Linked DNA regions of Homo sapiens: all the other regions are linked to region 3. A link is a contact called in ENCODE Hi-C or POLR2A ChIA-PET data. All regions are on one chromosome and are shown on one strand. The core of a region is the stretch at or near the end of the contact, and the rest is flanking DNA. Distances in the headings are between cores, read along the strand shown.

What was found. Hi-C counts contacts between places; a loop is a spot of excess contacts on that map. ChIA-PET counts read pairs that join two places held with the same protein, here RNA polymerase II (POLR2A). Pooled maps may share reads with other maps.
Region 1: a pooled map shows a loop between it and region 3 (3-fold over the local background). The contact joins the promoter of SNHG7 here to the promoter of LCN15 in region 3. A Hi-C loop is called at or near these places in 3 of 168 maps with a recorded cell type or tissue (B cell, astrocyte of the cerebellum and endothelial cell of hepatic sinusoid), 9 of 37 single-sample maps with no recorded cell type and 10 of 50 pooled maps. POLR2A ChIA-PET finds 5 or more read pairs at or near these places in 30 of 52 experiments (A549, A673, AG04449 and 24 more).
Region 2: a loop to region 3 is called in a map with no recorded cell type, with 10 times the contacts of the local background. The contact joins the enhancer-like site here to the promoter of LCN15 in region 3. A Hi-C loop is called at or near these places in 3 of 168 maps with a recorded cell type or tissue (B cell, astrocyte of the cerebellum and endothelial cell of hepatic sinusoid), 4 of 37 single-sample maps with no recorded cell type and 8 of 50 pooled maps. POLR2A ChIA-PET finds 5 or more read pairs at or near these places in 3 of 52 experiments (B cell, WTC11 and activated B cell).

Annotation. Positions count from the first base shown.
Region 1 is chr9:136,726,329-136,729,550 of GRCh38, reverse strand. It overlaps SNHG7 (small nucleolar RNA host gene 7), which reads left to right and starts at 1,367. Exons shown (of 5, transcript NR_024543.1): 1 at 1,367-1,670; 2 at 2,465-2,505; 3 at 3,135-3,222. LOC124900276 (cuticle collagen 2-like) reads left to right here and starts at 1,367. Exons shown (of 5, transcript XM_047424334.1): 1 at 1,367-1,670; 2 at 2,465-2,505; 3 at 3,135-3,222. It overlaps SNORA17A (small nucleolar RNA, H/ACA box 17A), which reads left to right and starts at 2,672; the gene lies at 2,672-2,804. RefSeq lists an enhancer at 20-169 and silencers at 617-786, 940-1,619.
Region 2 is chr9:136,699,611-136,703,024 of GRCh38, reverse strand. No RefSeq gene overlaps it. Among named protein-coding and RNA genes, the nearest start is that of DIPK1B, 11 kb to the left of the region's middle. RefSeq lists enhancers at 1,606-1,655, 1,696-1,855. Within about 2 kb of position 1,609, at least 3 of the 41 ENCODE cell types and tissues checked have a DNase peak (open chromatin) inside an H3K27ac peak, as active enhancers do; they include B cell, where a contact is called at or near this core.
Region 3 is chr9:136,763,233-136,766,876 of GRCh38, reverse strand. LCN15 (lipocalin 15) reads left to right here and starts at 2,359. Exons shown (of 7, transcript NM_203347.2): 1 at 2,359-2,484; 2 at 2,868-3,007; 3 at 3,094-3,164; 4 at 3,410-3,520. The coding sequence starts at 2,389. LOC107987143 (a long non-coding RNA gene) reads left to right here. Exons shown (of 3, transcript XR_001746981.2): 3 at 1-534. RefSeq lists enhancers at 604-653, 664-713, 2,989-3,636.

The sequences.
Region 1 (3,222 bases), core at 118-2,617, 36 kb after region 3:
AGTTCCTGCCAGCTCTAGAGCGAAATCCAATCAAGAACCAGCTCTAGCACCATATCCAGAGCTAGGACCAGCTCTGACACTTTTCCCAGGGCAAAGACTAGCAACAGCAACACAGCTAGAGGCAGCTCCAGAGCATCGGTCCCCGGGGCAGAGCCAGCTTGTCTCCAACAACCGTGTCAGTGCTAGGACAGAGCCTGCACCATCTCTGGAGGTGGAGCCTGCTGTGGTGCCAGCTCCAGCCCCAACACCAGAGCTAGAACCCAGCCTGCTGGTGGGGCCACACAGGGAGGAGCCTCAGACCGCGCAGTTGCAGCCCAGTTGCAAAGTGTCCTGGGGTCCTGCGCTGGGGCTTTTCTTAGGAGCCCTGGGGTGTTTTCTGGCTTTGCAAAGGCAATGAAAATTTGAGTTGAATTTATCACCAGCTCCTGCTCCCTCTAAGCCAGTACCCGAGCTGGAGCCAGCTCCTATGCCAGCTCCCGCACCCCGGCCTTCCTGGCCTTTGCCTGTGGCTGCAGAGAGCAGGCTGAGCCAGAAGCCTCATCTCCTGGTGTCCCCTCCAGGCCTAAGGCTAGAGCGGTCTGCGCTGTGCAATGCGGAGGCTGCCCAGCCCCAGGACAGCAGCGCGGCCTTCCTCCCGGCCCCTGCGGCTCAGGCCTGTCATCCCCTGCTCTGGAGCTCGCGTCCTGGTCCGAGTCCCGGCGGCTCCACCGTTCGCAGCCCGGCGACCGCGGCGAGTCGCTTGGCCGCGAGGCCTCGGTGTCCCGCCCTGCGCGGTGACCGAGGTCCCAGGACACAGCGCAGACAGGGCGCTAGTCAGGCCTGGCCGCGGTAATCCCGCCTGCCGGGACCCTCGCCCGCCTCAGCACTCATTAGGCGCCTGGTGTGTACCCGCGCCCATGGCCGACACCGGCAGAGCCCCTGGTGGGGAAGGGACGGAGCGCGTCGCGGGAGCCCCATGCTGCCCGGGGTGGGCGCTGCTCGACAGTCACGGGAGCCGCCCCAATGGCTGGGACCACCGGGACCCACGGGCTCGTGGAGCGTCCTCCTGACCCGGCCTGGGAATCCTCCGCGAAAACGGGGAGCCGCGCGTGTCCGTGGCGTGCCCGGCACCCGGCGGGTCGGAAACGGCGCGGCCCTGGCTGCTGGCCCCGTGGGGCGGTCGCGGTGCAGGACACGGGTCACGGCGCTGCCGCTGCTCTGCGTGGCGAACCCACACGCCCGCCCGCCAGCCACTGAGCAGCGCCCACGTGCGGGCGCGGGGAGCTGAACGGCCGGGGACCGCTGGGGGGCGCTGCTTGGGCGGGGCGGATTGACTCTTGCGGGCCGCCGTACGCGCTATAAAAGGCGCGGCGCTTCCCTTCTCGTCCTCTGCGTGCGCCGGAGGCTGCCGTGGCGGGTGGGCCGCCTGACTTCTCCTCCCGGCCAGTTCTCGAGCGCCTCACCGGGCCTCGCCCTGCAGCCTCGCTCTCGCTGGCGCTGCGCGGCCTAGGGGACTGGGCTGCTGGCCTCCGGGTGCGGGGTGGGGGCAGGCTCCGACCTGGGGCGTCCTGGCCGCGCGAGCCGCGGGATGGGGGCCCGGGCCGCGGAGGAGGCGCCGCTGGTGTGTCCCTTGGTGGAGAGGGCGCTGCCGGCCCTGCGCGGTTTCCAGCCAGGAAGCTTCGGGAAGCCTGGTGAGAGCTGAGTGCGCGAATTCGGATCTTAGAGAAAGGCACCCCGTTCACCCACGACCCTTCCGCTCCTGCCGCTGCTTCCCTGAGTCGCTCAGGCTGTGGGAAGATGTTTGTCGGCATCTTTGAAAAATTGATTTCTTATGCTGCGTCAGGTGGTTTCCTTGTCACTGTGGCTGCTCAGCGGGAGGCTGTTCTGGCGGGAGGAGGACTGCTCGGTTGTCTGGTGGGCATTCCGCCTCGTGGTCCTGGTCCCTTGATACCTGCAGGGGATCAGCAGCCCGCGTTTCGTGGCCACTGTGTTGTAACTCCAACTTCCCCTCCCGCAAATTAAGCGTAGAGTAAGGGGAGAGAGTAACATGGGTCGGATTTTTCTAGAACGGCCCTTGTGACAGTGAGCTTTTTGGTGGCAGGGAGCTTCTTTGGTCCGCCTTCCTGGAGACCAGATGCAGCAAAACGCAGTCTTTTTCTTTTCGAGACAGAGTCTCAGTTGCCCAGGCTGGAGTGCAGTGGCGCGATCTCAGCTCACTACCACCTCTGCCTCCTGGGTTCAAGCGACTTTCCTGCTTCAGCCTCCAGAGTAGCTGGGATTACAGGCGCCAGCCACTAGGCCAGCTAACTTTTTTTTTTTTTTTTTTTAGAGAGACGGGTTTCACCGTGTTGGCCAGGCTGGTTTTGAACTCCTGACCTCAAGTGATCTGCCCGCCTCGGCCTCCCAAAAAACGCAGTGTTTATGTGATGCTCCTCTGTGGTGTTTGCAAGATTTATACAAAATTGCGGTTTCTTTTTTTCTCTAGGACGTCTGCTCACTGGAGATGACACGTGCGTGGGGTGTTGGGTAAGTTGGTGCATTGGAGCTGGAACAGGGTCAATCCTCCAATGTAACTAAGCCCTCCTGTGCAACATCTTAAGTGACTGGAGGGACCAGTCGGTCTTGTGTTCACATTGAGGCTAGAAGCTGTCTCCAGGGGAGTAAAAACGGATTATTTAGTCTTCAACAGGACACTGCCCCTAGAGGCGTTGCAGCTGTGGCTGCCGTGTCACATCTGTGTCATTAGGTGGCAGAGATTAGAGAGGCTATGTCTACGCTCAGCGTTCTGCCCCGTGAACGTTTGAATGTTTGATAGTCTCACACTCCTGTTTTGTGGACAGGCATCTGTTTTCCTTCGCTGGTATCTGGGAGAGAGGGTGGGCCCTGTGAGTGGGCTTTCTAACTCTCGCGCTGGGCTAGGCTGGCCTCTAGGGGTCTGAAGGGATAGTGGGAAGGTGGAGGGTGCCTTCACCAGGAGCAGCCTTCATGAGTGAGTTTTAAGAACCTGTGAGGATCGGTCAGGTCAGGTGAGGTACGCGCTGGATCATGCCGTACACCGTGTCAGGATCACGCAGGACAGGACTGGGGAAGGGTTTGCTGGCGTCTCGGTTAATAGCAGTAACGGCAGCCGCTTGTGTTCTTGATTCTTTGCCAAGCATTCTTGTTATTTAACACGGGAAGGAGGTGACTTCGCCTGTGATGGACTTCCAGTGTGAGCACTGGCCAGAGTGACCAGGCTGACCA
Region 2 (3,414 bases), core at 360-2,859, 63 kb after region 3:
AAGCACACAGTCAGTGACATTAGGTATGTTCACATTGTTGTACAGCCCTCACTGCCATCTGGCTCCAGAACTTTTCCATCTTGTAAAACTATCTTGAACTATACAGGTGCAGTGGCTCACACCTGTAATCCCAGCACTTTGGGAGGCCGAGGCGGGCAGATCACCTGAGGTCAAGAGTTTGAGACCAGCCTGGCCAACATGGTGAAAACCCATCTCTACTAAAAATACAAATATTAGCTGGGTGTGGTGGTGGGCGCCTATAATCCCAGCTACTCGGGAGGCCGAGGCAGGAGAATCGCGGGAACCGGGGAGACGGAGGTTGCAGAGAGCCGAGATCGCGCCATTTTACTCCAGCCTGGGTGACAGAGTGAGACTCCATCTCAAAAAAAAAAAAAAAAAAAAAAAGGCAAAATTGATCTCACTCGAGGTCTTTAACCTAATTACAGCTGTAAAGACCCCATTTCCACAGAAAGTTACATTTACACATTCCAGGGGGACTTATCTTTTGGGGGGCACCATTTAACCCACTGCAGTATCAAAATCAAGGTGCAGGGCAGCACGTGCAGTGTGGTACCATTTTCATTTTTGTCATTTAGCTCTGTGTGTGTGTGTGCACATGGGTGTGTGCCCGCGTGCGTGTGTGTGTGTGTGTGTCAATCTCCCTGTGTTCCTTCCATGTATAGGTGATTGAACCTCTCTTGCTATTTTTTTTTTTTTTATCCGAGACAGAGTTTCACTTTTGTCACCCAGGCTGGAGTGCAGTGGCACGATCTCGGCTCACTGCAACCTCCACCTCCCAGGTTCAAGCAATTCTCCTGCCTCAGCCTCCTGAGTAGCTGGGACTACAGGCGCGCACCACCATGCCCGGCTAATTTTTTGTATTTTTAGTAGAGATGGAGTTTCACCATGTTGGCCAGGCTGGTCTCGAACCCCTGACCTCAGGTGGTCCACCCGCCTTGGCCTCCGAAAGTGCTGGGATTACAGACGTGAGCCACCATATCCAGCCCTCTCTTGCTATTTGCAAAGGTGTAAGTGGGGGGACTGAATCGTGTCCCCACTAAATTCCTTCCTGGAAGCCCTAACCTGCAAGGAGAGGGTATTGACGATGTAGCCTATGGGAGGTGCCTGGGGGTGGATGAGGTCATGAGGGTGGGCCTTAGTAGAAAGGGCACAGGTGCCCTCCCCTTATTCCTTATCCCACCCTCGCGTCAGGACGCAGCAAGAAGGCACTAGAGAAGGGAGGCAGGGCTGAGAACGGGGAAAAGGGCTGGATCCTTAGAGAGGCCAGGGCTGGGAACCTCAGGCGGGTTCCCAGGATCTGCCAGGAAGAGGACCCTCACCAGAGCCGGACCACGGGGCGCCCCCACCCCCAGCCTCCAGACCCGTGGGGAGGAAACGTCTGCTTTGTGAGGATGTCCTGGCCGGCGGAGACAAACCTGAATCCTGCGGGCGCTGGGGCCCCCGGATCCTCCACAGCTGCTCAAAATGAGGGTGACGCAGAGAGACACCACAATAAACTCGAAAGTAGCAGACGGTGAAACCGTCTCCATGCTGTCAACGTGTGAGCAACGTTCAGCGTCCGAGTCACAGGGAACACAGGAGGCCATCCCACCGAGCGGGGCTGTGACTCGTGTTCATAACTGTCATCACCCTAGTACCTGCCGCTCCTCCTGGAGAAAATTCGGATGTCCCAGGTGGGCTGAAGCACACAGGAAGGTGGGGGTGGAGAGACAAGGGAGGCAGGGCTGAGCACAGAGCTGCGTCCTTCGAGAGGCTGGGGCCGGGAACCTCAGGCGGGTTCCTCTAAAACAGCCCTTGTCGCTGTTGTTCATGTCCTTATCACCGACGTCTTGAACGTTCATTGTAAAATATGCAGGTTCATCTGAGGCAGGACAGGCGGTCGAGGAAGTGACCGTGTCCTCGGAACGTGGCAACCGCGGTGACCCCACAGTCAACACAATAAGCCCTAGCGTTGGCACTGTAGTCCCACTCACTCAAGCGCAGCTGTCTCCAGTAGGGGCTTTCCCTGTAGACAGCATGAGCTTTTTTTTTTTTTTTTTGAGGTGGAGTCTCGCTCTGTCTCCCAGGATGGAGTGCAGTGGGGCAACCTTGGCCCAGTGCAACCTCCACCTCCCAGGTTCAAGCGATTCTCGTGCCTCAGCCTCCCGAGTAGCTGGGATTACAGGCACCTGCCAGCACACCTGGCTGATTTTTTTTTTTTTTTTGGAGACACAGTCTTGCTGTATCCTCCAGGCTGCAGTGCAGTGGTGCGATCTCGGCTCACTGCAACCTCCATCTCCCGGGTTCAAGCAATTCTCGTGCCACAGCCTCCCGAGTAGCTGGGATTACAGGCATGTACCACCACGCCCAGCTAACGTTTTATTTTTAGTAGAGATGGGATCTCACTATGCTGTCCAGGCTGGTCTCAAACTCCTGGCCTCAAGTGATCCTCCCCCATCTCGCCTCCCAAAGTGCCGGGATTCCAGGCGTGAGGCCCTGTGCCCGGCCAGAGGAATGAAGTTCTGGCCCAGGCTATGTGGGTGAGTCGTGAAGCTGTCATGCTGAGTGAAAGAATCCAGGCACAAAGGTCCACATGGTCCTGATTCCGCTTCTATGAAATTTCCAGAACGGGCAAATCCACAGACACACGAAGATGAGTGGTTGCCATGGGCTGGGGGAGGGAGCAGTGGGGAGCGAGTGCCTATGGGGAAGGCGTTTCCCTTTGGGGGGATGAAAATGTTCTGGAGGTGATGGTTGCAAAACATTGGAGGCGTTGCAAAAAACTGAAAGTGCTAAATTATACACTTTTTTTTTTTTTTGAGATGGAGTCTCACTCTGTTGCCCAGGCTGGAGTGCAATGGTACCATCTTGGCTCACTGCAACTTCCGCCTCCTGGGTTCACGTGATTCTCCCGCCTCGGCCTCCCAGGTAGCTGGGATTACAGGCATGCGCCACCACACCCAGCTAATTTTTGTATTTTTAGTAGAGACAGTGTTTTACCATGTTGGCCAGGCTGGTCTCGAACTCCTGATCTCAGGTGATCTGCCCACCTCAGCCTCTCAAGGTGTCAGGATTACAGGCATGAGCCACTGTGCCCGGCCAAATTGTACACTTTAGAATAATTTTATGTTACATGAATTTCACTTCAATAAAAAAATATAGGTAAGGGCTGGGTGCGGTGGCTCACGCCTGTAATCACAGCACTTTGGGAGGCTGAAGCGGGCGGATCACTTGAGGTCAGGAGTTCGCGAATAGCCTGGCAAACATGGTGAAACCCCGTCTCTACTAAAAATACAAAAATTAGCTGGGCATGGTGATGGGCATCTGTAATTCCAGCTACTCGGGAAGCTGAGGCAGGAGAATCGCTTGAACCCAGAGGCGGAGGCTGCAGTGAGCCGAGATCACACCATTGCA
Region 3 (3,644 bases), core at 1,110-3,609:
GGACTACGAGCGTGACCACTGAAGCACAGCATCACAGGGAGACGGTTAGGCCTCTGGATAACTGCGGGCAGGTCTGACTGATGTCAGGCCCTCCACAGGAGGTGGAGGAGTAGAGTCCTCTCTAAGCTCCCCCGGGGAAAGGGAGACTCCCTTTCCCTGTCTGCTAAGTAGCAGGTGTTTTCCCTTGACACTGACGCTACTGCTAGATCACGGTCCGCTTGGCAACAGGTGTCTTCCCAGACGCTGGCGTCACCACTAGACCAAGGAGCCCTCTGGTGGCCCTGTCAGGGCGTAACAGAAGGCTCGCACTCTTGTCTTCTGGTCACTTCTCACTATGTCCGCTCAGCTCCTATCTCTGTATGGCCTGGTTTTTCCTAGGTTATAATTGTAGAGCAAGGATTATTATAATATTGGAATAAAGAGTAATTGCTACAAGCTAATGATTAATAATATTCATATATAATCATGTCTATGATCTAGATCTAGTATAACTCTTGTTATTTTATATATTTTATTAAACTGGAACAGCTCGTGCCCTCGGTCTCTTGCTTCGGCATCTGGGTGGCTTGCTGACCACAGTTTTCCTGCTGTATCTAACTGCTGGCTTAGGTGAACCTGTCAGGGGCGTGGCTGGGAACTGGAACCTCCTGAAGACCAGTGGAGGCCACAAGCAGAAGCCCTCGGCTCCTTCCCTTCCCCGATGCTGGGGGCCAAGGGTCTTTCTCTGACCCTGTCCCCCTCTCACGTTACCAGTGGAGGGTGTCCAGGTTCTTGGCATTTTGAACAAAGAATTGGACAAAACACACAAACAAAGCAAGGAAAGAATGAAGCAACAAAAGCAGAAATTTATTGAAAATGAAAGCACTCTTTACAGGGTGGGAGCGGGCTGAGCAAGCAGCTCAAGGGCCCCGGTTACAGAATTTTCTAGTGTTTCAATATCCTCTAGCGGTTTACCATTGGTTACTTGGTGTATGCCCTATGTAAATGAAGAGGATGAAGTCAAAGTCATTTTCTCGGCTGAGCATACTGTCACGCCTGTAATCCCAGTACTTTGGGAGGCTGAGGTGGGTGTATCACCTGAGGTCGGGAGTTCAAGACCAGCCTGATGAACATGGAGAAACCCCGTCTCTACTAAAAATACAAAATTAGCTGGGTGTGGTGGCGGGTGCCTGTAATCCCAGATAGTCAGGAGGCTGAGGCAGGAAAATCGCTTAAACCCGGGAGGCAGAGGCTGCAGAGAGCCAAGGAGTGCACCACTGCACTCCAGCCTGGGCAACAAGAGCAAAACTCCATCTCAAAAAACAAACAAACAAAACGAAGTCATGTACTCGGTATGAGCCCTACGTAAACGGAGAGGATGGAGTGAAGGTACAAAGCCATTCACATTCCCGTCATCGTTAGTGTTTCCAGTTGATTTGGTTCTAGGACGCCCTTGGGCTCCCTGCGTCCAGGCCCTCTTCTCCTGCCTCACTCTCACTCCAGAGGACTGGCAGTGCTGGCCTCCCTGGCAGGACTCCCGCCCCTGACCAGAGGGGTCTGGGCGTGCTCCGAGGCCACCTGCTGCTCCTTGCCCAGTGTCCCTGGGTGCTCTGTGGGGACACAGAGAGGTCACTTGGGAGGTTCCTGCCTCTGCCAGACTGCGGCGCCTTCCTGGCGTCATTGCCCCCTGCACGCTTATACAACCAGTGATAAGGCGGTATCCAATGCCGTAATCCTCCCCAGGGCCAGCCCAGCCCTGTCCGGTCCCGTCCGGTCCCTGGCCTGCTTGCTGGAAGCCCAGCTGGGGGCTGCATCGGGGGTGGTGGGGGTCTGGAGTGAGGGGTGCCCAGGCCTCTCTCACAGTGTGGGGGCACAAGCTCTGCCCTGGACACTCTGCCAGTGTGACCCTACCCCCCATGTTGGGGGTGAGAGAAGGGGGCTTTCTGGGTGGCCAGATCCCAGGAGAGGGGGCCTAGCCAGACCAACCCCAGCCCAGCTCTCTGCAGCTGTACCCCAAAGGCCCTGGCCCAGCCCAGCCAGACAGAGTGTGGACAGAGGGGCTTGGGTGCGAGTCCAGGCAAGGCAGGACAAGTCTCTGCTGTGGCTTGGCAGTGGCCCCGTGACTGGTGACATAGTCTGGCAGGCCTAGGGGACAAATCCTCAGCCCGGGTGCATCAGGCCAGAGCCTGGCTGTCTGGAGCCCTCCAGGAAATGACCCCCTGGGCTGGGGGACATCCGAGTGATTGTGCCAAACAATGGACAAGGGGGCCGGAGTCTCAGAGCCGAAGTGCCTTCCGCTTCCATCTGCTCCGCCCAGGAGCAGGTGCACCCAGGTGGTGGCCTGGGCTATAAAGCTGGCCCCCTGGGGCTTGGGGACTCAGCACCAGGGGCTGGAGGGCAGGGGAGGGGATGATGTCATTCCTGCTCGGCGCAATCCTGACCCTGCTCTGGGCGCCCACGGCTCAGGCTGAGGTTCTGCTGCAGCCTGACTTCAATGCTGAAAAGGTACCAGGGGCCTCTGCTGTCCTGTGGTGGGTGGGAGCTGGGCCCCTGCCAGAGACAACGTGATAATTGTGACAACTGCCTTTCCTGGGGCGCTTGCTCTGTGCCCGGCCAGGCACGTGCTATAGACCCACTCTGCGCTTAATCCTAAACCAACCTGTGAATGGATCATTACTGCACCCACTTCACAGCTGGGAACTGAGGCTCACAGTTGCACTGTGACCTACCCAAGATGAGTTCCTGTCCACCTGGGCTCAGCTCACACCCAAGACATGGCCACTCCGAGACCCCTTGCTGTGTGACTTCTGAGTTGTCCCCTGGGTCCCTGGGCAAGGAGGGCCCTGCTGCTGGCTGTCCTGGCCTGCGGGTGACTAAGCCCCCGGCAGTTCTCAGGCCTCTGGTACGTGGTCTCCATGGCATCTGACTGCAGGGTCTTCCTGGGCAAGAAGGACCACCTGTCCATGTCCACCAGGGCCATCAGGCCCACAGAGGAGGGCGGCCTCCACGTCCACATGGAGTTCCCGGGGTGAGTTACTTGGGCTGGGCTGCCTGGGCTGGGCTGGGGAGCTGAGGTAGCTGGGTGCCATGAGTGAGCCGGCTGTGCACCCCCAGGGCGGACGGCTGTAACCAGGTGGATGCCGAGTACCTGAAGGTGGGCTCCGAGGGACACTTCAGAGTCCCGGGTAGGTCCTGCCTCCTCTGCCTTCAGGGGTGCTGGATGCCGCTTCTCTGGGGGTGACGTGGGGCTGACTTTCCACCCGGGCCCAAGCTGTCCATCCCAGTCTCCAGCCCCCTGCCCGCCCTCCCCGCCCCTCCTCTGTCTTCGGGGAACAGGCTCACAGCCCAGCAGCAGGGGCAGGCATGGGTGGGGTCGGTGCCCGGGCCCATCCACTTCTCCAGCCTGAAAAGGCCGCCTGCCTCTCCGCAGCCTTGGGCTACCTGGACGTGCGCATCGTGGACACAGACTACAGCTCCTTCGCCGTCCTTTACATCTACAAGGAGCTGGAGGGGGCCCTCAGCACCATGGTGCAGCTCTACAGTGAGTGCCTGTCCCACCTCCCCGCACTGGCCCCTCCCCAACTTCCCACAGGCCCCGCCCCCCGTTCTGCCTACCCCCGCCCCGCCCGCCTGCCGCCCCGCGCCTCCTCACAGGCCCCGCCCTC